2 separate regions of the Homo sapiens genome follow, and region 1 is linked to region 2. A link is a loop called in an ENCODE intact Hi-C map of the cell type or tissue named here. Cell type or tissue: ascending aorta. All regions are shown on one strand.

The links. Peaks named below come from ENCODE experiments on the same cell type or tissue, not always from the same donor. Only the 100,000 strongest peaks of a DNase experiment are listed, where the experiment ranks them.
Region 1: it touches region 2 in a loop (2.1-fold over the local background); 6 of 110 quality-filtered maps call a loop at or near these places.

The regions. Positions count from the first base shown.
Region 1 is chr12:19,776,024-19,784,023 of GRCh38, forward strand. No RefSeq gene overlaps it. Among named protein-coding and RNA genes, the nearest start is that of LINC02398, 230 kb to the right of the region's middle. In ascending aorta, a CTCF peak has its summit at 3,564; DNase peaks (open chromatin) are centred at 136 and 3,588; H3K4me3 peaks cover 781 bases; H3K27ac peaks cover 3,156 bases.
Region 2 is chr12:19,846,702-19,854,701 of GRCh38, forward strand. LOC105369682 (a long non-coding RNA gene) reads right to left here and starts at 3,739. Exons shown (of 4, transcript XR_931409.3): 1 at 3,229-3,739. In ascending aorta, no CTCF peak of the experiment used is centred here; DNase peaks (open chromatin) are centred at 815, 3,830 and 4,160; H3K4me3 peaks cover 2,303 bases; H3K27ac peaks cover 7,281 bases.

The DNA.
Region 1 (8,000 bases), 71 kb before region 2:
GCTATTCTCCTGCCTCAGCCTCCAGAGTAGCTGGGACTACAGGCGCCTGCCACCACGCCCAGCTAATTTTTTTGTTTTCAGTAGAGACGGGGTTTCACGCTGTTAGCCGGTATGGTCTCGATCTGCTGACCTCGTGATCTGCCCGCCTGGCCTCCCAAAGTGCTTGGATTACAGGCGTGAGCCACCGCGCCTGGCCCCGCTCCCTATTCTTTATACGTCTGGTAAAATTTGGCTCAGAATCCATCTGGTCCTGAGCTATTTTTATTGGTAGGCTTTTTGTTACTGATTGAATTTTGGAACTCGTTATTGGTTTGTTCAGGGATTCAATTTGTTCCTGGTTCAGTCTTGGGAGGTTGTTATATGTCTAGGAATTATCAGTTTGTTTCAGATTTTCTAGTTTGTCTGCATAGTCATGTTCATAGTAGTCTCTGAGGGTTTGTTTTTATGGTTCTCTTGGGTCAGTGGTAACGTCCCCTTTGTCATTTCCGATTGTGCCTAATTGCATCTTTTCTCCTTTTCTTTTAGTTGTCTAGCTGGCTCTATTAATCATATTCATTTTTTTCAAAGAACCGATTTCTGGATTCATTAATCTTTGTATTTTGTGTGTGTGTGTGTCTCAGTTTTTTTCAGTTCAGCTCTGATTTTGGTTATTTCTTGTCTTCTGCTAGTGTTAGGGTTGGGTTGCTCTAGCTTTAGTTTTTCCAGTTGTGATATTCGGTTGTTAATTTGAGATCTAAGTTTTTGATGTGGGCATTCAGTGCTGTAAACTTTACTCCTAACATTACCTTAGGTGTGTTCCAGAGATTCTGGTATGTTGTATTTTTATTCCCATTAGTTTCAATGAATTTCTTGATTTTTGACTTAATTTCATTATTTACTGAAAAGTCATTCAGAAGCAGGTTGTTTAATGTCCATGTAATTTTATGGCTTTGAGTGATTTCCTTAGCATTGATTTCTATTTTTATTGCCCTGTGGTCTGAGATTGTGGTTGGTATACTGTTGGTTTTTTTGAATTTGCTGAGTATTGTTTTATGTTCGATTGTGTGGTCAGTTTTAGAATATGTGCCACGTGTAGACGAGATGAATATATATTCCGTTGTTGGGTGGGGAGTTCTGTAGATGTTATTAGGCTCATTTGTTCAAATGTTAAATTCAGGTCCTGACTATCTTTGTTAATATTCTGCCTCAGTGTTCTGTCTGATATTGTCAGTCGGGGGTTAAAGTCTCCCAATATTATTGTGTGGGAATATAAGTCTCTTTGTAGTTATCTAAGAACTTGCTTTATTAATCTGGGTGCTCCTGTGTTGGGTGCATATATATTGAGAATAGTTATGTCTTCTTGTTGAATTGAACCCTTTACCATTATATAATGCCTTTCTTTATCTTTTTTTGATCTTTGTTGGCTTACAGTCCTTTTTGTCTGACATTAGGATTGCAACCTCTGCTTTTTTCTGTTTTCCATTTGCTTAGTAGATTTTTCTCCATGCCTTTACTTTGAGCCTATTCATGTCATTGCATGTGAGATGGGTCTTTTGAAGATAGCATACCATCGGGTGTTGCTTCTTGATCTAGCTTGACACTCTGTGCCTTTTAATTGGAGGCATTTAACCCATTTACATTCAAGGTTAGTATCATATTTATGGATTTGATTCCGTTATCATGTTGATAGCTGGTTATTATGCTGGCATGTTTGTGTGGTTGCTTTATAGTGTCACTGGTCTATGTACTTCAGTGTGTCTATGTAGTGGCTGGTAATGGTCTTTGCATATTTAGTGCTCCTTTCTGAACCTCTTTTAAGACAGGTCTGGTAGTAATAAATACTCTCAGCATTTGCTTGTCTGAAAAGGACCTTATTTCTCCTTCACTTAGTTTGGCTGGATGTGAAATTTTTGTTGGAAATTCTTTTTTTAAGAATGCTGAATATAGGCCCCCAGTCTCTTCTGGCTTGTAGGGTTTCTGCTGAAAAGTGTGCTGTTAGCTTGATGGGGTTCCCTTTGTAGGTGACCTGCCCTTTCTCTCTAGCTGCCCTTAACATTTTTTTTCTTTCATATCAACCTTGGAGAATCTGATGATTATGTGTTTGGGAGATAGTCTTCTTGTGTAGTGTCTTGCAGAGGTTCTCTGTATTTCTTGAATTTGAATGTAGTTCTCTCTAGTGAGGTTGGGGAAGTTTTCATGGACGATATCCTGAAATATGTTTCCAAGTTGCTTGCTTTCTTCCTGTCTCTTTCAGGGATGCCAATGAGTCATAGGTTTGGTTTCTTTACAGAATCACACATTTCTTGGAGGGTTTTTTGTTGTTGTTGTTCATTTTAATTCTTCTTTCTTTATTTTTATTTGCCTGGGTCATTTTAGATAGCCAGTCTTTGACCTCCGAGATTCTTTCCTCAGCTTGGTCTATTCTGCTGTTAATATGCACAATTGCATTATGCAATTCTTTTTTTTTTCTTTTTAGACCAGTCCCCCATTATGCAATTCTTGTAGTGTGTTTCTCAGCTCTATCAGATTACTTTGGTTCTTTTTTATAATGGCTATTTCATCTAACGGCTCCTGTATTATGTGATTCTTAGGTTCCTTGGATTGCATTTCAATGTCCTCCTGAATCTCGATGATCTTTGTTCCTGTCTGTATTCTGAATTCTATTTGTATCATTTCAACCATTTCAGCCTCGTTAGGACAGTGTGGGCATTTGGAGGAAAGAAGGCACTCTGGCTTTTTTAATTGCCAGAGTTCTTGTGCTGGTTATTTCTCATCTGTGTGAGCAAGCTGATGTTCCTTTAACTGTGGTGTTGAGTACAGTCAGTTGACTTCCTTTCTGGATGTTTTCAGAGGGCCAAAGCTTTGTTCAGGTGTTTATTTGTAGCTAAATTCTTGTTTTTGATTTCACACGGTGAGTATATTAGCAAAGTATTTTTTGGTATTGATGTTTTGTGCTGTGATCCAGTAGGTGGCACTTAAGTGTAATGGCCGGTAGGTAGGGTCTTGCTCAGTTAACACAGCTCCCCTGTATTTCTTCACAATTGCAGTTGTACTCCCTCTCAGTGCTCTGAAAGTGTGGGTTTATCTCCCACTTGAGTGCTGGCTGCATGTCTCAACTTGGCACTCCTGGGCTGCACACCACAGCTCTAGGGTGATTTCTGGCTTTATGTTCCTTTCCCAGCTTTGAGGCAGCAGGGGAAGGGACTTCAGCGGTGGTTGTGGCAGAGGGTCTTTGATTTGTCTCTTTGGGCTCCAGCCCAGAAACATGCAGAGCTGCTATCAATCAGTTTAATTAGCCTGGGGTGGGGCAGCTGAACGGTGGGTCCACACTAATGGGGCCCCACCTGGTGATGAGCAGGGGCCTTGGGTGGGACCTGGGGGAGACAAACTGGCCTCTTCTCCTTAACGCAACTGCCATTCGCTGCAAGTGTGATTAAAGCACTCAGCGTCTTTGCTTCTTTCCTGGTCTGAAGGTAGCAAGGGCAGCACCACTACAGTGGCAGTGGCAAGGGGGTTTTTGGTTGCTTCTGGGAGCTCCACCTCAGAGAAATTCGAAGCTGCTGCTCCCAGGAATGTTCGGCCATGGGGTGGGGCAGCTGCTCTGCTAGCCTGAGCCGGGCTCTGCTTGTTAAAGAGCAGGAGGTTTGTCCACAGCTCACAGGGATGAGAGACTGGGCTCCTCTCCACTTGGTGTGCTGGAAGCTCGGGTGAAGCCCTTAGATTCTTTGTTTTTTCTCCAGACTGAGGGCAGCAGAGGCAGAATCATTGCTGTGGCAGTGGCAGGGGGGCTTTTGGTTGCTTCTGGGAGCCCCTCACCCGGGAAGAACAGCCCCTACCAGTGGGTATGCCTAACCATGGGTGGGTCAGCTGTTCTGCAGTCCCAAGCCGGGGGCCCTGCCTGGTGAAGAGTTTTGGGGGCAGTGGGGAGGGAGGGTGTCACAAGGAAGAGAGACTGGATTCCTTTTTGTCTGGTGGCTGCAGTATGTTGCATTTGCCAGCGTAGCTATTGTGCCTTCTGTTCCTTCCCCAACCTGTGGGAGGTTAGGGTGTTATTACTGTAGCTGCAGAGGCAGAGGGGTTGTGGGTTGTCTCTGGGATTTCCTCCCACCTCTGACTAAAGGGTTCAGGAAGGGGCAGGGTAGTTTTGCTAGAGTCCCAGGTTGGGTGGCCCTACCCAGTGATGAGAAGCTGAGAGAGAAGCCCACGTGGAGAACAATCCAGTCACTTTTCTGTGGGAGGGCTGCACTGTTCTGGGGAACTATGCCACTTCCTAATCACCGTGTACTCTCCAGACCAGAAGGCAATAGCAGCAGGATCTGGAAGACGCAAAAACTGTGGCCAGCCTCTCCCTCTGCAAGCTTCCGTCTCAGGGAAGTGTAGATCTGTACTAGCCTGAGAGCCCTGGTTGTGGTGAGTACAGAGTGGCTGGAGTCCCAGATAGATGGGTCCCACTCAGTGAGGAGAAGTGGGATCAGGGACCCATGTAAAAAACAATCTGGCCACTTTACCTTGGGTCAGTTGCGCTGTGTGGGGGATCCATGCCACTCCCTAATCACCACTTGCTCTCCAGAGCCTGAAGGCTATAGCAGCAGAGACTGCAAGGCAGCAAAAACTGGTGGCCGGACTCTCCTTCTTCACACTGCATCCTAGGGAAGTGCCGAGTTGCTACCAGCCTGAGAGCCCTGGTTGGGGTTGGCTGGAGTCCCAGGCTGTGGGGTCCCACCCAGTGAGAAGAAGCAGGACACATATAAAAAACAGTTTGGCCGAATATCCTTGATGAACGTTGATGTAAAAATCCTCAACAAAATACTTGCAAAACAAATCCAGCGGCACATCAATGGTGTATATACAGGGAGCTAATTCTCCATGATAAAGTAGGCTTCATCCCTGGGAAGCAAAGTTGGTTCAACATAGGCAAATCAATAAATGTGATTCATCACATAAACAGAACAAAAGACAAAAACCACATGATAATCTAAATAGAGGCAGAAAAGGCTTTTGATAAAATTGAACATCTCTCCATGTCAAAAGCCCTCAATAAACTAGACAATGAAGGAACATACTTCAAAATAAGAGCCATCTATGAGAAAACCACAGCCAACATAATATTGAATAGGCAAAATCTGGAAGTATTCTGCTTGAAAACAGGCACAAGATAACAATGTCCTGTCTCACCACTCCTATTCAGCATGGTATTGGAACTCCTGGTCAGAGCAATCAGACAATAGAAAGAAATAAAAGGCATCCAAATATAAAGAGAGGAAATCAAATTATCTCTCTTTGCGGACAGTATGATTCTACACCTAGAAAACTCCATAGTTTCTATCAAAAAAATCTTAGAACTAATAAACAACTTCAGTTAAGTTTCTGGATACAAAATCAGTGTAGAAAAATGGGTAGCATTTCTATAAACACACAACATCCAAGTGGAGAGCCAGGTCAAGAATGCAATCCCATTCACAATTGCCACAAAAAGAATAAAATACCTAGGAATACAGCTAACCAGGGAGGTGAAAGATCTCTATAATGAGAACTATAAAACTCTGCTCAAAGAAATCAGAGATAACACCAACAAATGGAAAACATTCCATGCTCATGGATAGGAAGAACCAATATGGTTAAAATGGTCATACTGCACAAAACAATTTCCAGATACAATGACATTGGTAGTTTGATAGGAATAGCATTGTATAGGACTAGGAAAAACTATTTTAAAATTCATACGGAATCCAAAAAGGCCTAAATAGCCAAGGCAATCCTAAGCAAAAAGAATGAAGTTGGAGGCATCACATTACCCAACTTAAAACTTTATTTCAGGACTACAGCTACTAAAACAGCATGCTACTGGTACAAAACAGACACATAGACCAATGGAACAGAATAGAAAGCACAAAAATAATGCCACATACAACCATCTGAAATTTGACAAAACCAACAAAAACAAGCAATGAGGAAAGGGCTTCCCATTCAATAAATGTTACTAGCTAGTTGTGTAGTCATATGCAAAAGATTGACATTGGACTCCTATCTTAATTAAACCACATACAAAAATCAAGATGGATTAAATATTTAAGTACAAAACTTAAAATTATAAAAACCCTGGAAGATAACCCAGGCAATATCATTCTGTACATCTGAACAGGCAAACATTTCATGACAAAGATGCCAAAAGCAATTGCAACAAAAGCAAAAATCGACACATGGGATCTAACTAACTTAAGAACTTCTGCACAGCCAAAGAAACTATCAACAGAGTAAATGGACAACCTACAGATGGGGAGAAAATATTTGCAAACTATGCATCTGACGAAGGTCTAATATCCAGCATCTATCTATGAGGACCTTAAACAAATTTACAAGACAGAAACAACCCTATTAAAAAGTGGACAAAGGACATGAACAGACACTTTGCAAAAGAAGACATACAAGTTTTTTTTTCACATGTGCCCAACAAGCATATGAAAAAAGCTCAGCATCACTAATCATTAGAGAAATGCCAATCAAAACCATAATGAGATACCATCTCACACCAGTCAGAATGCCTGTTATTAAAAGTCAAAAAAATAAGGCCAGGTGCAGTGGCTCACACCTGCAATCCCAGTGCTTTGAGAGGGCAAGAGGGATGGACCACTTGAGGCCAGGAGTTTGAGACCAGCCTGGTCAACATGGTGAAACCCTGTCTCTACTAAAAATATAAAAATTAGCCTGGCATGGTGGCACATGCCTGTAATCCCAGCCACTCAGGAGGCTCAGGCATGAGAATCACTTGAGCCTGCAGGGTGGAGGTCGCAGTGAGCTGAGATTGCGCCACTGCACTCCAGCCTTGGCAACAGAGAAAGGCTCTGCTCAAAAAAAAAAAAAAAAGTCAAAAATAACATGCTGGTGAGGTTGTGGAGAAAAGGGAACATTTATACACCGTTGGTGGGAGTAAAAATTGGTTCATCCATTGTGGAAAGCAGTGTGGCCATTCCTCAAAGAGGTAAAAACTGAATTACCATTTGACCCAGCAATCCCATTACTGGGTGTATACTCAGAGGAATGTACATCATCGTACCATAAAGACACATGTAAATGTTCATTGCAGCACTGTTCACAATAGCAAAGACACAGAGTCAACCTAAAAGCTCATCAATAACACGCTGGATAAAGAAAATGTGGTACATATACATCAGCGAATACTATGCAGCTGTAGAAAAGAATGAGATCATGTCTTTTGTGGGAGTTGGAGTCCATTATCCTTAGTAAATTAACACAGCAACAGAAAACCAAATACCACATGTTTTCACTTAGAAGTGGGAGGTAAATGATGAGAACTCACGGAAGAAAGGAAGGGAACAACACACTGGGGCCTACTTGAGGGTGGAATGTGGGAGGAGAAAGAGGAGCAGAATAAACAACTATTGGGTACTAGGCTTAGTACCTGGGTGATGAAATAATCAGTGCAACAAACCTCCGTGACATAACAATCCTGCACATGTACCCGTGCGCCTAAAATAAAAGTTATTTTTTAAAAAAACACGGAACCCTTCCCCCCGCCCCCCGCCCGATCCCCCGACCCCCCGGCCAGAAACAAAACCAGTCTGGCCTCTTTTCTGTGGGAGAGCTACGCTGTGCAGGTGCTCTGTGCCACTTCCTAATCGCTGCTTGCTCTCCAGTGCATGAATGCTACAGCAGCGGGGGCTGCAAGACAGCAACAATGGCAGCTGGCCTCTTCCTCTGGGAGCTCCGACCCAGGGAAGTGCAAAGCTGCTACCGGCCTGGGAGCCCTGGTGTGGGGGTGTTTGCAGTCCAGGGCGTGTGTGCGGGGGGCGCGGGGGTCTTGCCCCGTGAGGAGGAGCAGGATTGGGGAACTATGTAAAAAATACTCTGGCCGCTTTTCCGTGGAATGGCTGCGCTGTGCAGATCAGCGGCGGGGCCTGTCAGACAGCAAAACTGGCAGCTGGCGTCTCCTTCTGGGAGATTTGTCCCAGGGAAGTGCAGAGCTGCTACAGGCCTGAGAGTCCAGACAGGGTGTGGCTGGA
Region 2 (8,000 bases):
GGTTGAGTAAAGATCATTTGTCTGTCAGCCTTACTAAAGATAAAATGGAATGTGGAGGTTGGTTGCTCAAGAATGAATCATCTCCTTACCGCTAGAATTATTCCCCTCAGCAAAAGGTATGCTGTGCTTAGTTGAGAAAAACGTGGAAGCTGCTAGATTTTAGGTTATAGAATTTTTAGTCTCTATCATTCAACACTTGAAATAGAAATGTTCTGGTAGTGAAGCTCACAAAAATATAAGCAGTTCTCATAAAGAAACAGGAAATTTAATGTGTGTGATTATTTCCACTATGTTAATTTACAGCAAAAAATGGCCTATTTTTTTTCTGTCCACTTTGGAGTTGAAAGGAATATTTTTAAAAACCCAAGTTAGTGGAATTTTTAAACCAGTTTTGATCGTGAATATTTTAGTCTAAATATTTCTCTCTGGAAATAATCAAGATTGTTTACAGTTTTAAAGTTGTTTCAGAACAGTATCAGGATTAATTAATACAGTTAATATGTCAAATTTCTTTTGAAATATTCAAGCTTTGTTTGAGTTTTATTTTTCTGCCCTGGATGCCTGAGAAATTGAAAGAGTGTAAGAACAGTTGGCATAGACCTTTCCTTCTTGAATTCAGTTAAGCTTATCACAAACTATGTCATGGCCAGAGCTTAACGCGTTGTTCCCCTTCCAGAAAACTATTTGCCAAATATAACACAGTTCAGATGGTGGGAAAACTGTGAAGCGTTCACATTTAACCTAGACTTCTCCCCCAGTGTACAAGTTTAGAGATGAAGAAAACATGCTGATAAATCAGCATACCTGCCCGCCACCTCCCCCACTTCTGAAAACCACAAAAGCAGAAGCAGCCATTATTGGATCCTTGACGTGGAGTTTTCTGCTCTGAGCCTATTTGGAGCTGTCGGTTAACAATTTGAAACAACATGTGAGGGTGAAGGGTGCCTGGATGGATAACTATGAATGTTATTTAAAAAATATGATGCTGCCTAAAGACTACAGCCAGCTATCTGGCCTGTGAATGTGGAGACTCTTTCATCTTCGTCTCATTTGGTAATTAGCACACTGACCCTGTGCAGACTAGAAGCATAAAAAAACATTTTGAAAAGTGCAGAGGAAGAAGGAGGATTAAGACAAACATTTATATAACCAGGAAAAATGACCCAGGAAAGACGGGAAATCTGGTGACACTCTGTTTATCCACAGTAATGTTAAAATAGTTTGCAAGTGAAACAAAGCAGATCCCTTGAATAAATCACTGAGAAAGTAGAAGGATCGACCAACAGCCAAGATCATGTCACGAGCTATCCGTGTGATGTGATCCTCCCCTATTATACCAGACTGATGGCTTTCCATTGAATATCACCTCTCTCTTTTGTCTCTCCAGCTTTTTCCATCATGGAATTATGTGAAAGTGGGCTGCTGTAAATAGGAATTGGAAGGGGTTGAAGACGGCATAAATTATTAGGAAAGGGGAGAGTATCAGGATGTTTGGGCTCTAATTAACACCCAAACATTAATTTAAATCAGAGGCAGTTTAATGAATGTTGAATATCTGAAAAAAAAAAACTTCATAGCAATTTCATGAGGGGCAAAATCTCAGTTGTTTTTCTAGGTCATCTGCACTATGAGAAGATTTGCTCTTCTGAGGTTAGCAAAATTGGTGTTGGTCTCTGTCTAAAAGCTGAAGCAAGCCAGGTGTGGTGGTGCACGCCTGTAGTCCCAGCTACTTGGGAGGCTGAGGTGGGAAGATCACTTGAGCCCAAAAGTTCAACTCCAGCCTGGATGACATAGCATAGACCCCTGTCTCTTAAAAAATCAAAAGCTGAAGCATACAAGCTATCAGAAAGTTAACTGAACTTTCTTAACTTTTATATAAGTGGCTTTGGTTCAGTGCCAGGTAATTATCTCCAGGGAAAGATAAGCTCTTTTGCAAGCAGTTTTCAAAAGTTTGATGGTCTAACTGCTTGCCAGTTAGATGCTAAGAGCCCTAGCCTGGCATGATGAAGGATGCCGCTTATTTGTAAACCACATTCTTCTGTCATCAGGATTCCGAGAGAAGTCTGTGGAATGGTTTACATGGACTTTGCATTTATGCATTCATTTATGAATAGAATTGCTCAGGTGTGGAAGAGACAAGCAAACAACAGTTCCTTGTCCTCAAGAAACTCATCATCTGTTAGAGAAGTAAAAATTTAAATAATCATACAAATTGAGGAAGTACAAAATGTGAAAAAGACTAATTAAATGACAAATTAGCATTTTAAGTAATAATTGCTCTGAATTCAAGGGAGGTAGAGATCAAACAGGCTAGAGTAATTATGAAAGTTTTTGTGGAAGACAGGGGCCTTTCATACCACCTCACATTCATATAGTGCTTTATGGAAACGTGGATTTTACATACATCATCTCTTATTTGAGTTTCACGTTTTTACTGCCATTTAAAGTTGAGGAAACTTAGGCCTCGAGAGAGAGGAAATACTGGCTAACTTTCACACAGGTAGTAATGAGTCCTCACATCCAAGTTTTTCACTTAAAGTCCAAGACTATTTCTGCAGCTCTGGGGCCTCCTTAGTAAATAGGTAATATGCTTAATCTTCATTACTTGAAATTTGCCAACTGCTCATGTTTATTTGCAACCCTCAAATCAATACTTGTGATCCATTTGCAGTCATTTGAGGTCATATGCAGAGGGGTGAAAGAGTTCACTCGCCCAACGGGCACACTCCTAGCTGAGGCCAAACAAGGTGACACTCTGCCTTATTTCTGTTCTCATGCTATAAACAAGTGTCCTTCTTGCAGTCTACTTAGTGCCAGACTTTTAGCATTTTTGTACTTTTTGTTGATGATTTCCCTGTTTAAACATCCCCCAAGCATAGTGTTGGAGTGCTGTCTAGTGTTCCTAACCACAAGGGGACTATGATGTGTCTTGTGGAGAAAATGTTGTGTTAGATAAGCTTCATTCAGGCATGGTCACAGTGCTGTTGGTTGTAAGACCAACGTTAATGAAATAACACTATATATGTTAAATATGATGTCGTTAAACAGAAACACACATAAAACAAGGTTATGTATTGATCAACTGACAAAAATGTTGTGACCAGAGGCTGGAAGGAACCTAACCCTATATTTCCTCTAAGAGCAATTTTTTCGTATTCACTAATTAAGTGTCCAAGGTGACTTTATAGAACATAACTACCACAAATAACAATCATTAACTGTACTTACATTGAGTGGAAAAATGTTGGGAGGCTATTGTAGGCAAGAAAATAGTTTGAGCAAATGAATAGAGTTGGATAAATTAGTCATTGTTTAAAATAGAGAACAGGCATTGCTAACTGGAATCAAGGTGCAAGAGCAATTGCAGTAGATAAGGTTTAAGATGCCAGATTGTGGGGGGTCCATTATATCCAGCTGATGATTTTGGACTGAATCTTGTAAATGGATTTGGAGCAAGGATGTCATAAAAACCTCTCTGGGAGAAAAAGAATTTGGTAGGGATGAGCAGGAAGAATTGGGCTGGGAAAAAAGGCAGCAAGGAGAGTTCTCGCTATGCACCCGCCTCAGCTGACAGGGATTTATTGGTGGAACAGGAAGCCAGTCCTCTCCAGGACTTGATGGTTGATACTGAAGCCACAGAGTGAGGGAGAAGCTGACAGAGGTGAAGCCATTTCAGGGAACTGGAGGAAGGTCAGGGAGAAAATTCAAAATAACAAGGAAGGCAATTTAGGAAAGATCCTTAACTGAATGACGAGCCAGTGTAAATTTTGAAGTCTGTGGGTGGTGTGGTTGCACTCCTTCATGTGTGTGAAAACAAGGTTCTGAGAAGACTAGGCAACCCCAGGGGTAGCCATGGAGACTGTGGAAAACAATTCCAAATATGTGTGTTTAGTTTCGGGAGCTGGCTCATCTGGATCCCTGTGTAATTTAACAGTTATAGCAAATTTCTAAGTCAAGAAGAACCAGACTATTCCTTGTTAGGCTTATCTTTTCTTAGGGCTATTATTTGAAGTTCATCGTTTTCCATTCAGTTTCAAATCTTGTATCAGAACACACGTATGCTCACACAAGCACATGCACGTGCACACACACACGCACATGTACAAGCTGTTCTGTGGCACTCAATGAACCATGTCAGTACAGTACATAACAGCTGCAAAAAAAAGTCAGCGGCTGCTCCGAAATCACAGTGGGCAATGTCTGACATATTGAGAGTGGCAGCTTCAGATTTCTGAGGCGGGCTGCCCTGAAGCAATCTCTTAATATTTATCTTGTAATATTTCCGTTAAAATTGACTTTCAAAAAGTAAGTGGAACGAAACTACTCATGAGTCACTGAGGTTTTATTTTTAATAAACCTGGATAAGTATGCCTCTCTGGGTTTTTAATTTCAGAAGAATTAGGCATCAAGATAAGTTAACATGACACTCATGTTTTTCCTCTGCAACTGAAGGTTTTTCAGTCTTGACCAGGAATCTCAAACTACCAATGTGAAAATAGGTCTCTCATCAGGAATTGAGTTTTGCCCTAGAATTCTCAAACTTAAATACAATTTCCTCAGGAAAGACTCTCCTTCATCCTCATTTAGAATCAATCATTGCCTCCTTAAACTCCTTCAGCTCTTGCCTGCATTAGACTATGGTGCTTTTCATCATCTGATTAGTTTTAGCAGTGTTTGTATATGTGTCTTTTCTCTTGATTGTCAGCCCCTGCAGGTCAAAAGCCATATCTTGTTTATCTTTCTATATCCCACTCTCCCTGGTGTAGTTTTTTGCTCAAAGGAGGTACACTGTTGAATTGCTTGGGAATAACTCACCCACCACAGAAACATCGGTTCTAAGTAATCCAGTTGGTGTTACTAGTCATCTGAGGCTGCCTGTAGGTGAGAATGAGTTTCTCATCTTCTTTGTAACAAAGAAGATATATTTTGTGAAATAATGTCTAATTATTTGAATAATGAGAAATGATATCAATGGATTAATCCTTTCTGCAGGAATTTTTTTTTTTTTTTTTTGCCTAAGCAACGTGTTATACAGGGCAGCCTCAAAGATTAACAAAGAAAACGTGGTAACTCTGAGGAGGGTCTACTAGGATTACAGGAATGAGGGTTCACTCTTTGGGAGGGAAAAACAAAAAAGGGGAGGAAAATGGGAAAAGGAGAGCTTCTTTATAGATTATTTTTAAGGTCTCAATTCTGCTAATGACATCCACATGACTTTATTTTAATTAATTAATTCACTTATTTATTTTCCTGCACTTCCCAGTAACAAACACATAACTTTATGTCTACATAAAGACATCCTTGGTTTACCTCCCTAAGACACACACAGTCAACACAGGGAGTTAACCATATCAAGTATATGTCTAGGGCCACAATTCAGCTTTCAAACACATCTCATCTTCTGCCTTTCATTGAATTCACATGCTTTTCAAATAATACAGAAATAACATTAGAAACAGAGTCAACTCATATGAGTTCATTTTTCTTTATTTTGAAACTCACCGTGACTGACAAAGTCGCTAGCTTTGCATTTCTTACTTATACTCCCTACATTCTTGCACCCACTCAACCTCTCAACCAGTGTTTGTGGAGTGAGCACTCCATGCAATGCCCAGGGCTAGCCAAAGAGATAAACAAATTTCACAGTCACAGACTCAGGCGTCAGTCAATGTAATGTTAGATTCCTGTAATCAACTTAATTTCTGAGTGCTATCCTTCCTGACACAGAAGTAGTCAAGGAACTTTGAAGTAAGCTAGTCAAATTTATGGATTTCTCGGTGTACCCAGGTTTGTATTTCACTTACTTGCTTAGTTTACTTTCTTTTTCTCTCTCTCTCTTTCCTCCCTGAGTTGACTCTGTCAGCCTCCATCCCTGTTGTAACCATTGAGATGTCTGGAAATATGCCTTAATTAGAACCTAAGTAATCTTTTGCCTAATCTCTTGCCATACCGACAGGTCATACTCTTATCTCACCAACATCTCATAAAATCCAGAATGGACCACATTCCTACTGTATTTCACAGAATGAAGTGGAGACTCTCTAGCATTGCATTTGTCAGAATCCTTGTCTAATGGAAGAGATAGCCATGTCTCCCACCCTATCCCTTCACAGACTGGAAGCCAAGGGGTATATTTCTTTTGTCTCTTGGTTTGACTCTGCAACCAGAGTCTTTTCTCCTGTATCTTGACTTCATTCCTTGCTGTCTGTTCTACACCAGCTCTTGTTGTTGTCAACTTCAACCTAGTATTAGGGCCTTGCTTCCAGATCACTCCTTTTACTTGATGGTTTATGTATTAGTCAGTGTGGGTTGCCGTAACAAAATACTACAGACTGGGGGGCTTACGCAACAGAAATTTATTTTCTCACAGTTCTGGAGGCTGGAAGGCCAAGGTCAAGGCGTTGGCAGCATTGGTTTCTCCTGAGGCCTCTCTCTTTGGCTTGCAGATGGCTGCCTTCTCACCATGTTCTCACACGGTCTTTCCTCTGTGTGTGAATATCCCTGGTCTCTCTTGTGTGTTCAGATATCCTGTTATAAGGGTGCCAGTCAGACAGGATAAGGGTCTACCCTAAAAAAAAAACAAACGCTCATTTTTAACTTAATCACTTCTTTAAAGGCCTTATCTCTGATACAATTTCATTTTGGAGTACTGGGGGTTAGGGCTTTAATATATGAATTTTGAGGGGACTCAATTCAACTCATAACAGTTTGCTTTCAAAGTTGTTGACCCAGGATGATAACCCATCTTTGATTAACGATTAACCTGTTTTTAGCAATGCAATAAAAAAGGCCTATATGCTTTCCATTGAAACTAATTCTTAACCTGTGGGGTTTCTTTTTGTTTTTGTTTTTGTTTTTTTTTTTGTTTGTTTTTTTTTTTTTTTTTGACAGAGTCTTGCTCTGTCACCCAGGCTGGAGTGCAGTGGCTCTATCTTGGCTCACTGCAACCTCTGCCTCCCGTGTTCAAGCAGTTCTCCTGCCTCAGCCTCCTGAGTAGCTGGGACTACAGGTCTGCACCACCACGCCTGGCTAATTTAGTAGGGACGGGGTTTCACCATATTGGTCAGGCTGGTCTTGAACTCCTGACCTTGTGATCTGCCTGCCTCAGCCTCCAAAGTGCTGGGATTAGAGGAGTGAGCCACCATGCCCAGCCTAACCTGTGTTTTTATAAGGAGTTCATTCACTGTAGTAGACACCTTCCAATTGCACTGAAAGATTATATTTCAATTAACATCTCTAAACACATGAAACATTAACCTGGTATGTGTAATTGTAGAAGATTTTCTCTTTCTTCCAGAAGAATTGATTACCACCAAAGGAAGAACACCAGATTTACTTGGTTAGTGCTTCGATATTGTATACCAAATTCTTTTTTCCAGGAAAACAAATAAAATGAATGACACTATGGTTGGAACAGTATTCATGCTGTAAAACTGTCACATGAGTTGGTTGATACAAAGTAAAAAGTAATTTAATAAATGATTTTTAAAGGCTACATTGAAATTGGAAAAAGATTGAAAAATCACTATTTTGGTGGAGGGGGATAATGCTTTTATGTGTTTACATTTTCCATTAAGGCTGTCAAATGAAAAACAAACCCTGAGAATTCTAGATCAAAGGGACCTTAATATGATGACTCTCCTAAGTGTGGTGAAGGATGGAGCTGCTGTTTCACTTTTAGCACAGCTTGAAGTCCAGCTTCTCCTCTCTGTGTTAGATAAAGTGCCTAGGAAGGGAAGGGGACACTTCAGAAGTCAGTAATGATAGGAAACAGGATAATGAGAGCCACATTTACTGAGGGAACATTTTCATTAGACAGCTCATGACTTGAAAGCAGCAATCATTTAATAACCCTTTCTGCTTCTCTCCAGCCACCAGCCCCACCGCCCCCGCTTCCACGTACATTTTTTTTTTTTAGTGACAATTCTTTTTTTTTCTTTATTCTAAAAAAAACAAAAAAACCAAAAACAGGCTACATGTGCAGAACGTGCACGTTTGTT